Regions from separate parts of the Homo sapiens genome. Here region 2 is linked to region 1. Evidence: read pairs that join two places in POLR2A ChIA-PET (ENCODE). Cell type or tissue: PC-3. All regions are shown on one strand. Links, peaks and the distances in the headings refer to the core of each region. The heading gives the core; the rest is flanking DNA.

The links. ChIA-PET counts read pairs that join two places held together with the same protein. Peaks named below come from ENCODE experiments on the same cell type or tissue, not always from the same donor. Only the 100,000 strongest peaks of a DNase experiment are listed, where the experiment ranks them.
Region 2: POLR2A ChIA-PET joins it to region 1 with 10 read pairs; 1 of 35 experiments calls an interaction of 5 or more read pairs at or near these places.

Annotation. Positions count from the first base shown.
Region 1 is chr14:61,999,824-62,005,019 of GRCh38, forward strand. The region is part of intron 3 of SYT16 (synaptotagmin 16); the gene reads left to right. Among named protein-coding and RNA genes, the nearest start is that of LINC00644, 140 kb to the right of the region's middle. In PC-3, for the core only: no CTCF peak of the experiment used is centred there; DNase peaks (open chromatin) are centred at 2,348, 2,998 and 4,088; H3K4me3 peaks cover 1,934 bases; H3K27ac peaks cover 2,500 bases.
Region 2 is chr14:61,530,461-61,535,656 of GRCh38, forward strand. PRKCH (protein kinase C eta) reads left to right here. Exons shown (of 14, transcript NM_006255.5): 12 at 1-135. PRKCH-AS2 (PRKCH antisense RNA 2) reads right to left here. Exons shown (of 3, transcript NR_188139.1): 3 at 4,913-5,196. Among named protein-coding and RNA genes, the nearest start is that of PRKCH-AS2, 12 kb to the right of the region's middle. In PC-3, for the core only: no CTCF peak of the experiment used is centred there; no DNase peak of the experiment used is centred there; H3K27ac peaks cover 1,340 bases.

The DNA of each region.
Region 1 (5,196 bases), core at 1,666-4,165:
AGTGTGTTGATTAAGTTCCAAATATTGGGAATATTCTATATATTTTTCTGTTGTTGATTTCTAGTTTTATTCCATTATGGCTTGAGCACATACTTTCCGTTATTTTAGTTTTTAAAAATTAATTAAGGTTTGTTTTATTACCCTGTCCTGAATTGTTGGATATTTCATGTGCACTTGAAAAGATTGTATATTCTGTTACTGGAGAGAGTATTCTATAAATTACAAGTTTCTTGAGGCTATTTTTTCTGATTTTCTAATACTTATTTTGTCTCTCGATTTTTTTTTTTTTTTTTTTTTTTTTTTTTAGCGTACTGATTTTGTTCTGTTGATCACTAAGGGAGGAGCATTGAAGTCTGTAACTCTGTGGATTTGGCTATTTCTCTTTTTTATTTCTGTCAGTTTTTGCTTTACGTAGTTTGAAGCTCTGTTAAGTACGTACATGTATTAGAAATATGTATCTTCTTGGTGAATTGACCTCTTTGTCATTATGTAATGTACCATTTTTACCTCTAGTAATATTTCTTGTCCTAAATTCTACTTTGATATTAATACAGCTGCTCCAACTTTCTTTTGATTAGTGTTGACATGATATATTCTTTTCCATTCTTTAAACCTATTTTATGTGGTAGGTTTCTAGTACATAGCATATAATTGGGTCTTACTTTTTAATCCAATATGACAAGCTTCCACTTTTAATTTGTTTTAACTGTTTGTATTTAATATAATTGTTGATATTGCTGAATTAAAATCTGTCTTCTTGCTAGATTGATTTGTTTGTTCCATCTGTTCTTTGTTTCTTTTATCCTAATTTTTCTGCTTTCTTTGTACTGAGTATTTTTATGATTTCATTATATATCCACTCTGGGCTCATGTTAAAAAAAGGCTTAATGGTCATCCTAGGATCCCTAATGCATGGATCTTTAATTAACTTCAGTCTATCTTGAAATAATACTGTACTATTTCATGTATAGTTTGATGATGTTGCAACAGTATACTCAATTCTTCCTGCTTATCCTTTGTTTTATTGATGTCATATATTTTAGTCTTATACATGCAATAAACGTATAATACGCTGATACTGCTTTGCCCTAGACTATTGGTTATCTCTTAGAATGGTTAAAATAAGACAAAAAAAGGCTGAGGTGGGAGGAATGCTTGAGCCCAGGAGTTTAAGGCTGCAGTGAACTGTGATTGTGCCACTGCACTCCAGCCTAGGTGACAGATTGAGACCCCATCTCTAAAAATAATTTTTAAAAACCCCTCCTCAAAACCAAAAATTTAAAAAGATAAAAAGATTATATTTACCTCATTTATGCCACATGAACATATACCACTTATGAATTATCTCAACTTTTCTTTGAAAAATGCGTGACATTTATGTTTAAAAATATTTTAATTATTTTTATTTATTACCTTCATTTATTCAATTTGAAGCATTCTTCATTTTAACATTTCTTATACTGTATATATGCTGCTAAAGAATTATGTCAGCTTTTGCTTGAAAAATTTTCTCAATTATTTGAAAAATATTTTAGCTAGGTATAGAATGTTGGTTGACAGTCATTTTCTTTCAGCACTTTAAGATTGCCATTTCACTATCTTATGGCTTGCTATAATACTTTCATTTATTTTTCTGCATGTAATATGTGTTTCTTTCACTTGGAGCTTTGAAGATTTTGTCTTTATCTTTGGACTTCAGTAGAGTGTGTCTAGGAGTGTTTGTGCATGGACATGCATGCATGTGTATGTTTTGGTATTTGTTTTTCTTGTGTTTTCTAAGCTTATTAGGTCTGTGGGTTTAATGCTTTCATTACTTTTGAAAAAGTTTTGGTGATCATGTCTTCAAATATTTATTCTACCCCATTCTCTCTTGTTCCTCCTTCTGGTATTCAGTTGTACAAATATTAGATTGGTATTATCCCACAGCTCTCAGATATTTTTCTTTGTTTCATCACTTTTTTTTCTTCTTCGTAGTTCAGCTTGGGTAGTACCTACTAACATATCTTCAAGTTTACTAATATTTTCTTTGACAGCATCAAGTCTACGAAAGCCTTTTTTATTTTTGTTACCGTGTTTTTCGTGTCTAGCATTTTGATTTGATTGCATTTTAAAATAGTTTCAGTCCCTCTGCTCATCACTTCATGTACATTCCCCCCTTTTCATTATGGCTTTTAACATATTAATCACAGTTATTTTAAAATTCCTTGTCTGATAGTTCCAATATCTGAGTCATATTTGAGTTTGGCTGTCTTGGTTGTTTTGTCTCTAGACAGGATGTTTTTCTTTGTTTCTTTTTTGTTTGTCTTGTAATTTATGACTGAAAATAGAACATTATATGTAGGGAAAGTATGCGATATTTTTTGCCTGGAAGTGAGCAAATCTTTTCTAATGCAGGATGTTTAGTGTGAGGGGGTTGAGTCAGTTTAGTCAGCATTTGAGTTGGGTTTTTGTTTTGTTGTTATCGTTCATCTCAGTGCAATACAGGCTTCAAAATGCTCTATTACTACATTGTGTTTAGGGTAGGGGCTTGTTTGTTACACAGTTTTGTCAATATTGGCTCCATCTTTAACATCGTCTCCTCTTTTTGCCTATGCATCAGAGAGTGTCTCTCCTTTCAGGCTTTTGCCCCTTCCCAGGAAAAGCCTGTTATTATGCATTACTTATTGTTTGCTAGTGTGATGTGGTTGAGTTGGAGGTTGTGTTTCCTGCTGTTGTAGAGTGCTCTCGGTCTTAGGCAATTGCTGTGTTCCTATGTCTTGAGGTTAGGACGTTCTCAGTAATCCTGCCTCTCTCCCCGGAGACAGGGGAATCTGCAGTGGTCTGACCCCAGGAGTTTTTCCTGCCCCTTCCCCAGGGATAGAAGTGTTTACTCTGTTCTGCTTACTCACCTTAACGTGTCTTTACCTGTGGTCTGAAAGCAACAGGATTTGCTGTTGTATTAGTGCATTCTCATGATGCTATCAAGAGCTGCCTGAGACTGGGTAATTTAAAAAGAAAAGAGGTTTAATTGACTCATAGTTCCACAGGGCTGGAGAGGCCTCAGGAAACTTAAAGTCATGGTGGAAGGGGAAGCAAATGTATCCTTCACATGACAGCAGCAAGAAGAATGAGAGCTGAGTAAAGGGGGAAGTCCCTTGTAAAACCATCAGAGCTCATGAGAACTTACACATTATTATGAGAATAGCATGGGGGAAACCACCCCCATGATTCAGTTACCTCCCTTTGGGTCCCTCCCACCACATGTGGGGATTATGGGAACTGCAATTCAAGATGAGATTTGGGTGGGGACACAGCCAAAACTTATCAGCTACCCTTCCCCAAGTGGCCTAAGGCTTTTGTTTCATAGTGGAAATTCAAGAGCAGAATCTTGGTGGGGCTTCTTATTTTGCCTGTAGTAGCCATTGTTCCCCTTCCTCATGACTGTATCACGACAGCAGCTTTCTCTGCCCCTGCTCTCCACCCGTCTTTCTTGTGAGTGCCTGGTGAGCTCTGTGAAGAACTTCTAAGTGGGCTTGAATTTCCATTTGGTTTGTGACTCCCATGGGTTCTGTACTTCTGTGCTAGTCCACTGGGCCTTTACAAATAACTGGAAAATATTCATTTAATTCTTACCAGCTTGTATGAATCTAGTATCTGCCCCTTGCCAGCAAGTGCTTGTGTTCTTTCTCTCCTTGAGATAAGTTGCCTCTTTTTAACTTTTGGACTAGTTGGTTGCTGAGTTTAAGAAAATATGTGATTTGACCACTTATATAAATTTTGTTGTTGTTTAAAGAGTGGGAGCATTATTTCCAACTGTCTACATCTTAAGTGGAAGCTGGAACATAGAGTTTATATGCTTAACACTACACTGTGAAATTGAATTGGACATTCTTATTAAACTGGGTAGCATGTTTGGGCTGAGGGATAATTGTGTAAAGAACATATTGGTCTTCCATTAAAGAGTTCTGTGATGTGTAAGATATATGTAACCAATCCTATAAAAAAAGTTTGTGAGAAGTTATAGTTATGTACGTGATAACTTTTGTGATGATTTTGCCAGAGGTGATCAGATAAAGTTCTTGTCAGGATGAGTCAGAATTTAATAAGTGAATGAAAGGAGAAAGGCATTCCACCTGGAGGAAATGTCGTGAATGCTGACATGTGAACAAGCCTGACATTTTCAGGGATGGATCATGAGGCTAGAGCTAAGGCTGTGATTGGGAAGGTCTTTGGTTTTTGTGTTAAGAATTTAGCCTTCATCCTGTGTATTAGTCCATTTTCACACTGCTATAAAGACATACCGGAGACTGGGTAATTTATAAAGAAAAAAGCTTTAATTGATTCATAGTTCTGCATGGCTGGGGAGGCCTGAAGAAACTTACAATTATGGCAGAAGGTGAAGGAGAAGCAAGGCACATCTTACATGGCAACAGGAGAGACAGAGAGACAGAGAGAGAGAGCGCACAAGCGAGAGTGAGCAAAAGGGAAGCGTCACTTTTAAACCCTCAGATCTCATGAGTACTCCCTCATTATCATGAGAACAGCATGGGGGAAACTGCCTGCATGATCCAATCACCTCCCACCTTGTCCCTCCCTCCACACATGGGGATTACAATTCAAGATGAGGTTTGAGTGGGGACACAGAGGGAAACCGTATAATCCTGTAAACAGTTGGGAATCTTAGAAAGATCTTAATCAAGGGTAGCACCCACAGAACTCTGATATAGAAGGATAACTTTAGCATCAGTTTGGAGGCTAAATTGGAGGGGAGAATATTGGAGAACTATTATAGTAGCTTGTAAGAAGGAACCTAAGAGAATATGAACATATAAAGAGAAATAATTGTCATTATTTTGTCATTGTTCCACCAAAAAGACGTGCCATGAAGAGTCTGTGACATGGTTCTGGCATGCAATGGGATACCACCTCATTACTGTGGAGGCAGAAGACGAGGTTCCCCTCTTGGCATCTTTGACCCTTGAAGAGGTGCTCTTCATTAATGCTGAGTTAAGATGGGAGTTCCATCTCCTCATGTGGTTTCCACTGACCCTGCGGTGTGGGTGGCCTCATTACCACTGGGTTGTGGTGAAAGTCTTGGGTCTCTACTAGACCTCCCTTGACATCACCTAAATGGGGAGGGGGAGGTGTGCCTCATGACTTCCAGGCAGGGGTGGTAGATGAGGCTTCCCAGATGGTCTCCAGTGAACACTGTGTGGG
Region 2 (5,196 bases), core at 1,046-3,545, 470 kb before region 1:
TTGCTCTATGAGATGCTCTGTGGTCACGCGCCTTTTGAGGCAGAGAACGAAGATGACCTCTTTGAGGCCATACTGAATGATGAGGTGGTCTACCCTACCTGGCTCCATGAAGATGCCACAGGGATCCTAAAATCTGTAAGTTTGGCTTACCCAGCTAGCTTCTGATGTATTGCAAACCAGCTTGTTTCATGTGCTGCTTGAGTCTTTTCAGTACTTCCCACCAGTAAACCACTAGCTCTAACTAAAATTTGTATTGTTCTAATCTAAAGAATCAAAGAACCAGAGTTCTGTCAGGCTGTTACCCTCTCTTATGCAATAGACCCTCTCTTATGCAGTAGTTATTTTGGGGTCAATTTCAATAGCCCTTGATAACTTTGTTTGCCAAATAGCAAGTATTTCTAGCACTTCGTAACTTTAGTTGAGGGCAGGTGATGTTTCCCCTTCATACAGTCAGGCCACACCAGAGTTTTGGGTCAAGTAAATGCCATTCCCAGCCTGTTATTATATCAATTGTGTTTCTGTTGGCATCTTCAAGTTGCAGGATGAAGCGGTCGGGTCTTTCTCTTAGGGCTGGGAGAGGAGAAGGAAGGTTTTCCAAACCTCTGCAGATCTATTTTGCCTCCATGTTATTCTTATGAAAGCCGGGTGCCACGCCCAGGCTGCAGGTGCAATGTTGTAATGGATCATGTTGAGAAAGTCTTTTCTGTGTGTGCATTTAAGGCACTGTGCTGGATGCCTTTGAATTGAGGATAAACATGTACTGGACGCCTTTATGTTGAAAATAAAGTACATGTAATTTGGGTCAGTTCTGTAACCACATTAGTTGAGCTCCAAAATCATGTATTTTCACCTACTATATGCAGAGGGGTTGTAAAGGCAAATAAAAGATCAGTTTTTCAAGAAGGGATAAATCAGAACAATCTATATTCTGTTGGATAGTATCTATGGCATAAGAATTACTATCCTTAAGTTATATCCTTTCAGTAATTTGAGACAAAAGCAAAATGTGGGAAATATTTGCTATCTTGTTGAAAGACTTGTTTCTCTTTAGAAACTTCTAGCCCTATAATCAGTGCCATTTCAGGGACATTTTTTATGTGGGTCACTGTGTACTGGGGCTGAAGGCTTGATTGTCCCTGAGAATTCTCTACATCGCTAAAAGAGAAATAATCACAGAAATCCTTCTGAGGCAAATATTACCAAAGTGAATCATAACACATAGCTCAATCCTCAAGCTGAGGTGTCAGTACCCTCCTGAAACTGAGAAAGCACTAATTTCACAGAAATAAAAGCACAGTACTTTGGGATTCTACCAAATATCTCCTATCTAACATGTTTTTGTAAGAACAGTTCATTTGTTATATTAGTAGAAATTTTAGAGGAAACCATAAATATGGCTTTTATAATTTTATGGAAAAAAAAAGTCACAGAGAAGGGCCTGTCTTCGTGGATTTGTGCCATGAAGTTTCTTAACTTCCTGAAGGGAAATGTACTCACCTAGGTTGGCTGCAGCCAATTTTGATAACATAAACCATGATAACACAGCCTCATCGTGCTGCAGACGGAGGCGTACTTTGCATGATCACTTTCCTACTTCCATGGCCCAGCACCTGGCTTTTTGTAAAAAAGCATGCCAGCCTTCTGTGGCCTGCAACAGCCACCTTCATCATACTAATGGTTTTCCATGCTCCACATATTTAGTCCAATTACTGTAGCTGATTTAGTAGTTTTAATATTTAGATGAAGGACCCCACAGTTCATAATTCAAATTAAAATACTGGTTCAAGCCATAAAAAAAATGCCTGTTATCAGCATTGGTGTATAAAGGTCACTAGGCTTGGTACCATGAAGGGTAGGAAATAAAAGTCAGTCTATGCCTCAATAAATTTTTATATTCTCTAATATAAACACTGGATTAGCAATCCAGATCAGTGTTTCTCTGATAGATACCCTATGCCTTTTGAATCTAGGTCTAGTAGAAATCTTAAGAGGCCACATCACCATTTGAGTTGGACATTCCTAATTTTTTGTCTTTACATTTTTAGAAGTCCTCAACCTCATTCTCGTGTTTCAGAGTCCTCTTGAGAGAATGCTTTCCAACTAAATCTGAAACTAGGTATCATCCCCTTAGCCTAGAACCTAGGACAAGTACTAAGCAAGGTTAAGATTCCTATGGAATTTTTAAGACTTGTTTCTTTTTAACCGGGTGAGCTCAGTTACTTCAAGCTATATCTTTTATGTAAATATGGATATTTTTGGTAACGAGCAGATACACTGTCCAGTAATAGCCTCATGGTCTTTCCTCCAAGAGGAAACAGCCTCTGGTGCCTAAGGAGAATCGCATCCAGTGGAGACTGAGTTGTTCTCTCTCCTTGCAGGTTCACTTTTGGGAAGCTACAAGTCCCTTCACTTCTCTTTATTTCAGCTCCTTTCTCATGCCAGCTGCTCCACTGATGGAGGCAGCAGCTGCGATTGTTACATATCATGCGTCTAGCACTCATTTTCCTAAATAACACTCGACGCTCTCTCTGGGTATCTTCCACATAGGAAGGAGCAGGGGCTCTGGGCTCACAGTGCCGGGCCTGCCTCCCAGTCCTGTTACCTTCTGGCTGAGTGGCCTTGGTGAGCCTCTGTGCCTCTCTGAATCTCAGTGTCCTTGCTTGTAAAATAGAGGTAATAAAATCCATACCATAGGGTGATTGTCCAGATTATATGAAATAATATAGGTAAACTTCCCGGGCACATAATAAGCATTCTGTTTTTTCCTCCTTCAAGGCATGTACCTTCAATGTAATTTTCTTAAAAACACTTAAATGTTGTCAGATAAAATTACTAAAAAAAAAAAAATCACTAAGAGGATTTCTGGGATTTTTTTTTTTTTTTTGTGCATTTTACTCTCCATGCCTAAAAACAAGAAGCTTAAATGGTATAGATGAAAACATTCAGCTAGTCTTTGCAGGGGACTGAGACATTTAAATAGAAATGTGATCAAAGAGAAAAAAGAAATGTTCAGAGCACTCAAGACTTGAGGAGACACACTGAGGAGGGAAAGGCATCAGAATTGGGTTGGTTAAGAACCTGCCTCCAGAGCAGAGCTGCCTGGGGGCAGATCTTGGCTCTTTGACTAATAGGCTGTGTGACCTTGGGCAAATGGCATAATTCTTGCATGCCTTAGTTTCCTCTCCATTTCCTTGGGCAAATGGCCTAATTCTTCCATGCCTCAGCAGGTGGGGTGTACAACCCACAGGGCTACTGCGTGGTTGGCATGAGATAACATGTGTGGGTGCCTGAAGCAGTGCTTGGCACAGGGTACGTGCCCAGGAAGTGTCCTGCACTATTACTGCTGAGAGCTGCATGCATGAAATGATTTTTTTACACTCTGCCCTTATCTCTGAAAAAGTATTTGTCATATTAGGAGGAGGGTTCGAGATAGCAAGGTGTGCTATGCCAACCACTCAGGCTGCTTTCTGGCTCTAATTGCAACTTGATTTAATTAGGCCAATATAGTTATTTTACTACCAGAAGAAAACTTAGAGATTGTCCCTTCCAACCCCCTCGTTTTATAGATGAGGAAACCATGAGGTACTGAGAAATTGTGACTCATCAAAGGCCATTTAACACATTACTTAAATCAATTGGGGCCTTTGTGCACTGCTGATGAGGATGTAAAATGGTGTGGATAATGGTATGGTGGGAGGTTCTTCAGAAAATTAAGCAGAATTACCATATGATCTAGCACTTCTACTTCTGGATATTTACCCAAAAGAATTGAAAGTGGGAACTCTAATAGATATTTGTACACCCATGTCCATAGCAGCATTACGTACAATAGCCCGAAGGTGGAAGCAACCCATGTGTCCATCAACAGATGAATAGATAAGTAAGATGTGGTACGTGCACTCTGAACAAGCATTCATTTGGCTGCACAGGGCCAGATCAAGGTATACTGTGTTCTTTACCAATATTGACTTGACGCCTTTTTCCAGAATTTTGTGTCCACCTAAGATCAGGCTTTCTGGGAGCTTGGTGACTTCAAGAGTTCCTCATGTGAATAGTTGAATCCATTGGATGGTGTTTTGCATAGTTCTAAAAACAGTAGGGAAATCATGAGTGCTAAGTTTTGAACTGTAATTATTTGTCTTTGCCCTTAATTTTATAGAGCTTTGTGATCATTAGAGGCATAAACACAGAATTGTAGAGCTGGAAATAGTTTAAAAATATTTTGTCCACATTTCCTCATCTGTAGATGAGGAAACGGGCCCAGAGAGATGAAGGGACTTTACATGTTAGAATGGAAAGAACACACCCTAGACCTCATGTGACTTCTGCCACTGATTTTCAGTCTATAAAGGTGTGATAATAACACCTATAGTGCCCGCTTCAAATAAGGCAGTATACATGAAAGTGTTTTCCAAGTGGAATGCACGATACAAGAGTAAGTGATTAGTATTGCTAACTTGTGAGTAGTAATTTCACAACACACTTAGAGATGTCATTATCCTCATCTTCTCCTTGAACAGTTCAGCAACATCATCAAGGTTATTAAGTGCTTAATTTTACACAAGGCTGTGGTAGGCTTTTATTCCTAAGGAAATTGTATTTTTGTTTTTCCAGGAGCTTTTAAATCTTGACCAAAGACATATAGGTGGGGTGTAAATAGCCAAATAGATATTGATCTGTTTATTTATATAATAGGCTTATATCAATGCATATGTGCATAGCAGGCATGGGTTCTGCAATACTCAGGTTCTGTGCGAGGTGCCAGGAATTCAGTGATGAGTGAGGCAAACATGATCCTGCTCTTGTGGAATTTACAGTCCAGTTGGGGTGGGGAGGGAGAAAGAAATTTTAAAGAGAAATTAAACATTAACTATATACTTACAATTTAATGAGAAAAAAATAAAATCCAAGGTTCTTTGAAAGCATTTATTTAACAGGCAGATCTAACATGACCTGGGCCACCAAAGGAGGCCATCTGGAGGAGATGACATTTAATAAAGGCTGAAGAGAAATGAGGCTTGAAAGTGTGCAGAGGTCTTGAGAAAGGAGCAGTCCATTTGAGTAGCTCAATGGCAGGCGGGTTGGAGTGTGATGAGCAAAGGGGTGGGGCAGTGAGAGCTTCAGGTGAGGAGGCTGAGGGAACAGTGAGAGCCCAAAGGACATCCTAGGTCACGCGAAGGAGTCTACACTTTATCT